Regions from separate parts of the Mus musculus genome. Here region 2 is linked to region 1. The links are chromatin loops, found by intact Hi-C in ENCODE. Cell type or tissue: left cerebral cortex. All regions are shown on one strand. Each heading gives the region's core, and the rest is flanking DNA. Links, peaks and the distances in the headings are about the cores only.

The links. Hi-C counts contacts between places; a loop is a spot of excess contacts. Peaks named below come from ENCODE experiments on the same cell type or tissue, not always from the same donor. Only the 100,000 strongest peaks of a DNase experiment are listed, where the experiment ranks them.
Region 2: a loop joins it to region 1, with 2.3 times the contacts of the local background. A loop is called at or near these places in 1 of 42 quality-filtered maps.

What each region holds. Positions count from the first base shown.
Region 1 is chr3:101,301,110-101,306,480 of GRCm38, forward strand. It overlaps the pseudogene Gm10355. Among named protein-coding and RNA genes, the nearest start is that of Gm32803, 7.2 kb to the left of the region's middle. In left cerebral cortex, for the core only: a CTCF peak has its summit at 3,181 (motif pointing right); a DNase peak (open chromatin) is centred at 3,183.
Region 2 is chr3:101,401,044-101,406,414 of GRCm38, forward strand. All of the region lies in intron 2 of Igsf3 (immunoglobulin superfamily, member 3), which reads left to right. Among named protein-coding and RNA genes, the nearest start is that of Igsf3, 27 kb to the left of the region's middle. In left cerebral cortex, for the core only: no CTCF peak of the experiment used is centred there; DNase peaks (open chromatin) are centred at 2,617, 3,799 and 4,616.

The DNA.
Region 1 (5,371 bases), core at 231-5,230:
CAGTTTAAAATGCCTCACTCAAACTAAGGACAAGAGCCTTTAATTCACCCAACCAATCAATTGATGGTGCTTTACTGAGAGCCTGCCTGGTGCCAGGAGGTGTTCTAGAAGTTTCTATATTCATTAGCAAAGAAGACGAGCCCACACGTTCTAAGGGTGCTGATGAGTGGGTATAGCCACACAGATGTAAATATGAGTCTGTCAGGTAATGGTAAGGTGTTCTAGAGAGACGAAGCAAAGCCAAGGGTTGGAGTGGCAAGAGGGTTCCATGTTAGGCAGACATGGTCTCAATGGCTCACCTGAAGCCTATGTGGCAAATGGGAGCCAGCCATACTGCCACTTGTGGGAGACCATGGCTGAGAGACAGAATGGCATGTGCAAAGGTCCTGAGGCAGGAGCTAAGAGGCCAGTGGGGATGGAGCGAGCTGACAGGATGCAGAATTAGGAGAGTTGCTCAGAGGGGAGCAGCCAGGTGCTGAGGATTGGGGTACTGCTCTTGCAGTGTCTTTAGGGTTCTGAGGAGAGTAGCTGTCTCCTGTGACTTCAGGTTTTCAAGCCTGACTTGGCAGAGGCAGAGAGACCCCTATGCAGGTTACTATGGGGTTTGAGTGGGAGGATTAGGAGGGTGAGGTCAGATGTAGGGAGAGCTTGGGGTCAGAGGTGGTGCTGGCCTGATTAGCCTGTGGATGAGATGCAGGGGTGGGGCTCAAGCATGACATGAGTGGAGGCGGTAAGATCAAAGCTCTGTTCTCCCGTGTCTATTGGTATTCTACTCTGACTTCATTTTCAGCTCTTCACATATGGTGCTAAAGATGTCTACTGTCAGCTCAGACCTGTCTGGAAGTTCTCTCAGAAGACTAATGCGACCTGAAGTTCCTGGGGAGGGTAGAGTGGGGCAGCCACACCTGTGTAACGGATTCTATATGGCTGATAAATTGACTAGAAGCCCGAGATTGTGGTGAGTTGCAATGTTACAGATCCAGGACTAATTTATATTGGGCTATCTTCAGTCCATTTAATAGTTATTCAGTGCTCACCTCTGGCCTCACATCCTTCGACTATTGGTGACACAGGTTGGAATGAATTAATAGTTTGCTAGCATATACCAGCCCAAAAGATAAGAATGACCTCAGACAACATCTGAAACCTAGAACAGAGACGTACTTGTTTTGTTAGAATATGCCTTGAACTTCCACCAGTGTGTTCAACATTGACCTATGGCTTGTTGTTGTTGTTGTTGTTTTTTTGGTAACTATGAAACCATTTCCATTCATTAGAACACACTGTCCAAGACTGTCTGATTGAATCCATGTCCCAAGGCCATGGTCACCAATATTAGATATTAGACTGGCAAATTATCTTTTATTCCTTCTGAGGTGAGAGCTGTTTTATGTTTACAAAATAGAAGCTTTTTGTTCTAGATGTCCGCAATAATGCCCTCTTGAGTGGGGTTGGCCCGAATCTGTCACATGCTCACCCTGGCCCAAGGAGGATAGTTTGAGGATAGAACCCTGCTGACTATATTCTGTCTGATCCTCACCTGTGGTTCCTAGATTACAGACAAAGTCAGCTTCCCTAAGGCTAGGTGACAGGGGTGGCGAGTGGGTTTGGCGGGTGGGAGGGAGGCAGAGATAATGAGGAGAGAAACCAGAGGTGTCAATCGAGGGAGGAGGATGAATGGCCACCCCATGCTCATGTTGGCCTGGGGTGTTTAATGGGGATGTCCAATGTGGTGTCAACTGATGGTTGTCACACATGGGGGTTGAAGGAAGAGTGGGGATGGGAGTACGGATGTTTGTAGAATAACAGGTAGCCAGGCTAATAGCCATGGGGACTATGGAATCCAAAACTCATTTATGTTGCAAAAGAGTAAGGAGGGGGATTAAATTTTGGATAGGTAAAAGAGATACACAAGTAGCCATGGGGTCACAACAGAAGAAGATAGGAGCCAAATGAGGGGACGGGCAAAATACACAGGGGTGCTGGGGTTGTGGTGGCTTGAGTCACAGATGGCAAAATGGCCAGCATTCAGATGGATGCTCAGACCTGCTACCAACAAACGGGAAGTTGAGTGACCTCGTCACTGCCGATGAACACCTAATTATCTACCAGGCAGAGCCCGCTGGGCATCTAGATCTTTCTGTCATTAGTTTCACCCCAGTCTGTGCACAGCAGCTGAAAGGAAGCCATCAGACAGGCAGCCTCCTTTCTTCCTCCTTGCCCCAGGCTCAGCTTTCCATCCAGGCAGTAAACCGGAAGGAGTCGCCTGCCTGCCCCTGCCGCAGAGGGACTGGAGGGACCTGAAGCCCCTGGGAGGGACTAGAGGGACTCAGAGGAGTCGCCTGCCCCTGCTACAGAGGGACTTGGAGCACTTTGTTTGACTCTAGACTGGGGCTGGGTGTTTTTTGGGCAAGTAGGGACCCACACATAATTAAAATTCAGTCGGGGACTTTTTCTAAATGAGAAGCAAAATACAATCAACATGATCTCCCTGAAGACTGAAGGAGATCTGGAGGGAAAGAAATAACATTTGTGTCTGCAAAGAGAAAGGGAGAAAAACAGGGAATGTAGCGCCAGTTAAAGCAAAGATACGGAAGGGGAAAATAGGAATTAGATCATGCCAGCAATGCAATTAAGGAGAATAAGATGCGCTTTTACAAATATCAGGGGGAAAGGGAGATTATAGAGAGGAAATAAGAGTTAATAAATGCACAGGACCATGAAATGAACGGTGACCACAAACGGCTGAAATGCCCAATTCCACTCTTTGGTGGCCTTTAACTAGGAAAACAAAGGGAAGAAATGGAGCAATTAAAAACTAAGCACAACTTGAGGGAAGTGGCGTAGACACCAGGAGGACAAGCTAGCTAGCTGCTTTGATTCTCAAGCATTCCAGAACACAAGCACATCACGGGCTCCAGGAACAGTCCTGGCCTACACTGGCTCAAGCTGGTGAGCTCAAGGAGCCAAGGGAGGGAGGGACGCAAGGAAGGAAGGAGGGATGGAGGGATGGAGGGAGGGAGGGAGGGAGGGAGGGAGGGAGGGAGGGAGGGAGGGAGGGAGGGAGGGAGGGAGGGGAGGCCCAACTTTCTTAAGCTAAGCAACAGAGTTGAGCTTGAATGTGAAATGACTCCCCCCGCAGGCTCTGCAGTGAGCTCCTCTTGCCAGCTGGTGGCGCTGTTTGGAAGGTCTCAGCGCCTTAAACTAATGAGACCTGGCTGTCGGAATCTGTCCTTAAGACTGAAAGGCTTAGAGGCAGGCTTTGACAGTTCCGGCCTGCAAGCTCTGCCTCCTGGTCTCCACCTGTGAGAAGCCTCTGTCTTAGGCTCCGGAGGTAGTAGAGTGGCCAGCCAGCTGCCATGACTTCCCCACCACAGGAGACTGAAATCCCTCTGAGACCTGTGCCAAAATAAACCATCTCTTCCCGAAATTGTTTCTGTCGGATAATTGTGCACGGCAGTAAAAGCCTGAGCATGGAACTCTCATGACCCATCCTCACACCCCTCCACTTCCAGCTACTCTCCAACTTTCAGCAGAGAGGAAGGTCCAGCCGGTCTTCAGTGTGGTCCCTTCTGCCCTTCTCTCCCCTTCATCCCTTCCTCCTCATTAGCACCTGGGAGTCCAGGACCCTCTCTTGGGGTTTTCCCTACCTAAAGCACACCTACAAGGATGTCTTTATTATTACTATTTTTTAATTGAAGGAAGAATAGCAAGCCAGGAGCATGCTGGGTGAACAGACTGGTTAGATGGGTTTTGATCCCCCCAAAAAGTTTATTTCTGGATCTTGCAAGGTGCTAATATTACCAGGTACTATGACAGGGAGTGGGCATGCAAAGATATGCATGTAACAAGGGCTTAGATGCCAAAGTAAGGACAAACGTGTGTGTGTGTGTGTGTGTGTGTGTGTGTGTGTGTGTGTGTGTGCCTGCACACACCCCATGGTGCTGTGCCTGCATTAATGGTGGGTGTTTAGAAAAGGTGCCCTGGAGGCTCAACTATGAAGAAGGAGAAACTCCATCCTCATAGACCGTGAAGGCTTCTAAAGGTCTCTGTGCATGCTTTTGCTGAATGACCAGAGTTTTGACAGGCGGCAAAAGGCTTGCCTTTCAAGGCAGCAGGAGGCCCATCTGTGAAGGGCAAGAGGCACCCACAGTGCTTGGCATTCAGCACATGAGTAGTCTGCTTTCCACTCTAAGTCATCCCAGCACAGGCTTCCAGGGGCCTAAAACACTCACCTGTTCCCTGCTAGAGAATTTTAGGAATAGATTTAATTCAATTGTCAGGGCAACCCACCTCTTTTTATTACATTACAAAAGAAAAGATTACAGTAGGCAGATGTGATCTTGTCAGTAGCATCAAGGGGTCTCAAGTGCCACCTGCCTGGGATGACAGGGGTGGAAGGGGCATGAACCTTCTCCAAGCCAAGAAAGAGCACTGGCCCAAGGCAGAAGGGCAAGCGACAAACAGCTGGAGGAGCAAGGCAAAGGGGGCTAAGGTTAGGAGAGCTGGAACCAGGAGAACGAAGATGGGGCAGGGACTCAAAGGAAGCTGGGAAGGTGAGCAGCTTCCAGGACAGGCAGGCCTGAGGCCAAGCCCTGTTACTATGCATGTAGGGCGGTATGGTGGTACTTCTCCACTGTCAACCTCAACAGATGTAGAATCACCTAGAAGGTCCACCTCTGGGTGTGACACTGAGGTCATTAGCAGAGAGGTAGAACTGAGGAAGAGTGACCCACCCTGAATGGGGGTGGCCTCATCTCATCAACTGGGGTCCCACAGTACCAAAAAATAGGGAAAAGAAGAAGCATTCATCTCTCTGATGGTGGGTTCAGTGTGACCAGCCGCCTCACACTCCGCCACCATGCCTCCCCGCACCCGACGAACTGTATCCCTCAGCCCACAAACCCTTCCTCAAGTTGCCTGTGCCATATATTTGGTCACAGAAATAAGAAACATGATGAATACTGTCATTCCGTGTTATTTTTGGCCAACTGTTTTTCTTTCCCAGTAGGAACGGGTGAAGGTAATAGTCAAGATCAAAGAAGTAAAAAGTAGTTGTTGACTTGGTAAAACACCATGAGAAGGCAGACAATCAACCAATCAATCACACAGTGTCAGAACTGGAAGGAAACTTCAGGGGAAAAAAAAAATCTCTTCCGGAACAACGTTGACAGCTATTCGAATACCCCATGCGCCCGCGTTTCAGTCCCTGGGAGCAATGCCTCAGAAAGCAGGCCTGGCTTTGTGTGAGAGGTTCTGAACGAGGGAGGGGCTAGGGAGGGACGAGGCTTTCTTTTTTTTTTTTTTTTTTTTTTTTTTTTCTTCATAAAGCAAGTTTATTTCTGCAGAGGAAGTGTCTTATGTTTACATC
Region 2 (5,371 bases), core at 118-5,117, 100 kb after region 1:
AGCTTCAGGGGTTTTATAACACCTCAAAACCTTTTGCTAAGTGTCGCCAGGTTATACAGGGACACTAGGAATGTGAGTTTGCTAGCGTTGGTAACTTCAGAGTGAAAACAACACAACTCACCAACCTCTCCTGGCCTCCCTTTCCCGCCCTTTAGCCTCACCTGCAGACACCACCTCTACTTGTAGACATGTCTGCCTCCCGCTGCCTTCTCTGGACAGCCTGGGCAGGTATATCACAGTTCTCCTTCCTTTACTACTGTGGAAAATGTCAAATGGGTACCAAAAGATAATGAAACTCCATGTGCCTGCTTCTCACAGTTGTCACCTCGTGGCTCAACTTGCTTTACATACGCGCCCCCACCCCCAATGATGTCCAAGAAAATACAAGGTCTGCTAGTGTATTCCCATGTACTGTTCAAAACTCTCGTCTGTTAAGCTGAATGTATTAGGAATTTATTTTTCCACTTAAAAATTCATTTTCAGAGTAACAAGAAGGTAACCTTTCAATCCCACTAGATCAGTGGAAATGTCAAACAATAGTTTGAGTTGCGGAAGACACAAGTTCAGAACACTGGAATGCTGTCTGGGGACTATAAATCAGGGCAGCAGAGTTGCAGAGATCTGAACGGTGCCTGGTGGGGGTGAGAGGTCCCTCGGGGACAGTTAGAAGACTCAAGATTGCACTGGAAAGTCTCGGGCCAGATGAAAGTTCATCGGCTGGAAAATGAGTTCACTGGGCAGCACCCACTGTTAGTATAGCAGGCTCTGACACACAGCAATTGAAACAAATGCTTTGACCTGTGTCAACAGGATTACTGTAGAAAATGCTTCCTCAAGTCAAAAAAGAATGATGCAGAGCGGTACCTGCAGAGTGATGCCATTTTTTGATGGTTTTAAGACATGCAAAGCTCTGCCTTGTTTACGACTGTGCAGTGAAAGTGTAAGTGTGCAAGACTGATAACTATGGCTGCTCTGGGGCAGGCGGGACTGACAGGGTTGGAAAAGTGGCAAAACAGCAACCTGAGCCGAACCTACAGTGTTTTTCCCTCCTGGAGACAAAGCTTAGAGCAGAGGTTCCCAACCTGTGGGTCGTAACCCCTTTGGGGGTCGAATGACTCTTTCACAGGGGTCAGCTAAGACCGCCTGCATATCAGGTATATGAAGTGTTAATGAAATAATTTTATGGTTGGGGTCACCAGAACATGGAGTGTATTAAGGGTCGCAGCATGAGGAAGATTGAGAACCACTGGCCTAGAGCAAAGAGAGCAAAATGTTAGGATTTGGCACACCATGGATGGCATGGGTATTTCATGTTTATACTTTGTGAATGTTTAAAATCTTCCCTATTGAAAAAGTAAGCCAAGCATAGTGGTGCTTGTCTGTAGTCCCGGCTACTCAGAGGGTGGAGGAAGAAGTTTCAGGCCAGTTTGGGCAACGTAGCAAAACCCTGACTCGAAAATAAAGGCTGGTGAGGTGGCCCACTGGGTAAGGCTGATCACCTAGAGTCTGATTCCCAGGACCCAGCTGATTGAAGGAGTGAGCTGACTCCTGTGAGTGTCCCCCGACACCATGTTCTGTGACATGTGCTACGTGCACCTACGTACACGCACCCACCCACATACGTGCATAATAAAGAATTTAAAATAAATGGCTTGAGATGGCTGCTGGATGGGTAGGGTGCATGCGCCTATAGTAGTCTCAGCTATTGAGGGAGGCTGAGGTAGGACCGTTGTAAATTTAAGACCAACCTGATCAAAATAAGCAATGTAGGGGACCCTTATCTCCAAAAAGGGGGATGGGGAAGGGTCACTGTGTCTTCTGGGGCTACTCTCTAGACTGAGGTCAGATAGCGCAGCATCTTTTGGTTTTCTGATCCCGAGGAAGCGAGTTTCTTTATCACCCAAGGATAACTCGTGGCTTTGAGTTCCTAGAGGCCCGTGACTCCAGGTATTTCCTAGCCGTCTGTATCAAGGGGTGGAGAAAGCAGAGTTACACCTCCCGGTGATCTGGGGAAGCCTTGTTGCCGGGTTTTCACCTTTCCTCCTGGAGAAGGTAGGAACAGGGGAGGCAGAAGGCTGAGCCAGGAGTGCTCCAGGCTTCTGCGAGACGGATCTGAAAAGCGGCTTCCGTCTGTCACCTACAGTTGGCTCACACCTGTCTCCACACCTGTGGTTTGCACACAAGTAGGGAGGATGGGTGTGGAAGAAATGGGACTGCACTGAGCCTTGCTGAGGATCAGTAGGCTCCAGACGGGTGAGAAGGAAGGGTTGAATAGATGTTACCCGGTAGAGGATCTGATCTGTCTCTAGCTGCTCACCAACAGGACTTCCCTGGCTGTCCGCACACTCTGCTGCTTCCCGTGTTCACCCACTTCCAGCGTACCCCACATCCCATCTTAGCGGTTGAACTGTTATCCTCAGCTCCACAAGGGCTCTGACCGATCATGTAGAAGGGAATGGTGCTCCTGGTACCTGCTCCTGGGCTGCGAGACCTGTCTGCTCACTTACCCCAGACTCTGGCCAAGGTGTCTCCTGGGTGAGCTTCCCTCCCACCGTACACTGGCACCAGCTCTGCTTTTGTCCTAAATCCCACGCTTGTCTCCTTTCCTGGGACTTCCCTGGGAAGCCACGTGGGTGGAATGGCTCAGGCTGCACATGCTCCGTGGGACCCTGGGCAGATATGCCGGCCCGGCTGGATGTGTGGTATCTCCATGTGTGGCTGAAGTGGAGTTGAATGCAGTCACATGTAAAGCCCTCAGTGGAGGGCCTGGCCTGTCAGAGCCGGTTGCTGTCTTCCCGGTTGTTCCTTCTTCTGTCCCCGCTTCCTTCTGTAGTTTGTCTCTTCCTTCCTCTTCCTCCTTGTTTTTTGGGTTGCCCACAAATGACAATATATGGAAAAACCAGAGCTATGATTTATAGATGGTGGGCTTGGGGGTGATGGCTTTCCGCTCACCAGGTCACAGAATAGTGTTTGGAGGGATCAGTGGAAGTCGGGCAGCAGAGGTGGAGTGGGGCCAGAAAACCAAGTTCATCCCAGCCACCTAGAGGCTCAGGTGGCAGGATTATCTGCAGCTATATCATGAGTTTCTGGCCAGCCTGAGCTACACGAGATACTAATTAAGCCTCGAGTCTCTAGATAAGAACTTTGTACTTGATGTTTATCCCCCCCACATTGGACCTGCCTGGTGGTGATTGGTGGGCTGGATTGATGGAGCCAGTGCAGATATCTCCAAAATTCAGAAAGACCTTGAATACAGCAGAGAAAGAGGGTTTCAGAATTCTGCCTTGGTGTGTCGAGGGAGTCTACTCTTAACTGCATTTTCCTAGTAAGTTTGAAAGTGTCTAGAAAGTGTCTGTGTCTGTTGGCCTTCATGGTCTTAGGAATTAAATCCAGAGTCTCACCATGCTAGTTGAGCACTCTACACCAGGCCATATGCCCAGCCCTTATCTGTATGGTTCTAAAGCAAGAAGGGCAGCTGCTGTTCAGATTGGTAGACAGTTTGGGTCTACTGGACTCAGAATCCAGATACATACTGTGTGCGGTGGAGACTGATGGGATAGTGGGGGGGTGGGGTGTTACTTGGCAGGCATCGCCTGTGCAATGAAGTCCCCAAACAACGCCGTCTTGTGTCCCTGGGTCTGCTGGCTCCATCCTGGTCAGACCTGGAGAGAAACAGTACGCAGTTCTGACAACACACAGAGGGCCATCGACAGGCTGGAGCCTGTTTGTAAGAGGTGGGAAGCAGGGCTGGCCCGTAAGAGCAGACTGTGCCCATGATGTCCTGGAGTGTTGGTACCGGTGCCAGCAGCCTGTTGGTGGACGCACTCAGCTGCTACCCACTGAATAGCTTGTCCCGGATCCAAGACCTCAGAGCCCTGTTGGGGCTGGCTCAAAAGAGGACTTTCTTTTCTTTCCCTCTCTTCTGCTATTCCCCTCCCCCATCCTCTCTCCTCCCTCTTTCTTTCCTCTTTTCCCCCTCTCCCACCTTCTACTCCCTCCCTTCCTCTCCTCTTCCCTCCTACCCGTTCTTCCCCTCTTCTTTCCCTTTCTTTTCCCTCCTCCTTTCTTTCCCTGGCTGGAACCTGGCCTGGGTCTTGCATATGCTAACCAAGCTCTTTACCACTGAGCAATGTCCCCTGTCCCAAAGGAAGAGCCCCTCGTCTGGGCTGTTGTCAGTAGAGACCTTCCTTTCATGGAGAGATGCCTATATAGACAGGACAGTCAAGCTTGCGGCTGTGGGTTGGTTGGGGGGTGGGGGGATGGGGTGGAGGTGGGGAGGGTGGGGGTGGGGTTACTTTACAACTGTGCACCCTAGAAACCCATCCTTCTTCGCACTTAGGCTTTTTGGTCAGGGGACATAAAGGAGATTGAGGGAACTCTTTGGTCAGTGAGGGCAGCTGGCAAACTTACAAGCGTAATCCTACCCCCAAACAATGCTTTTTATAAAATTTCTAGATAAAATGCCCTAATTTGAAAGAGTATTAGCTAGGATTTGAGCTAGCGTGTGAATTGCGTGGTTCCATCTGCTCTGTACCATGGCCCAGTAGATCTGCAGCGCCATTTGTCACACTTTGTTTTAAAGCCTGGAAGATAAATAGTCCTGGATGCTGTCCAGACCCTCCCATGGAATCCTGCATTTGGATCATGGAAGGGGTGGGCGGTGAGAAATCAGGGCTGATCAGGGAAGGGTGCTGTGTTGCCAGCAACACGTACGTGCTGTCCCCTCGTGGGCTTGCTGGTGATTGCCGTGGTGCCTGGTGCCAAGGGGCAGGGCAGACCCCATCCTCTCTAAAGCAGGATGACTACTCGTTCGTTTGTTCATTCATTCATTCATTCAACCAACTGATTTTTTTTTTTTTTTGAGGTCTTATTATATGGGACATTACACCCTAGGGACCGGGGATCTAGTGCCAGTATTTCTAGCCTTTAGATCCAACATGCCACTATATATCACCCTTATTTTATTAGTGACTTAAGCGCCTTTCTTCACACATAGCACTTGAGCTCAGAAGTCTCTAGCCTTTGCTCTTGATTGTTTGAAGCCTTAATGGGAAAGAAGCGATCATGACATGTGGATAGCAGGGTAGACTTGCGACACAGAGAAAGGTAGAGCTAGCTGGGGGAGGGCTCCTTCCCAGGGACTGGGCTCTGGGGACTGGACAGGGTGTGGTTTGATAGGTTGCCTGCAGGGAGGACCTGAGACAAGGAGTGCTGTTGTTTGTACTGCTGGTGTACTGGGCTTGGGGCTGCAGAAGAAAGGCTGGTGATTCATCCCAAAAGCATTTCTATTGGGCACTGACCTCCTGGGGCACAGAGGGGACATGGGATGAGGTAAGATAAGGCTCTGTGTGTTGGTGGCCTTCTTCAACAC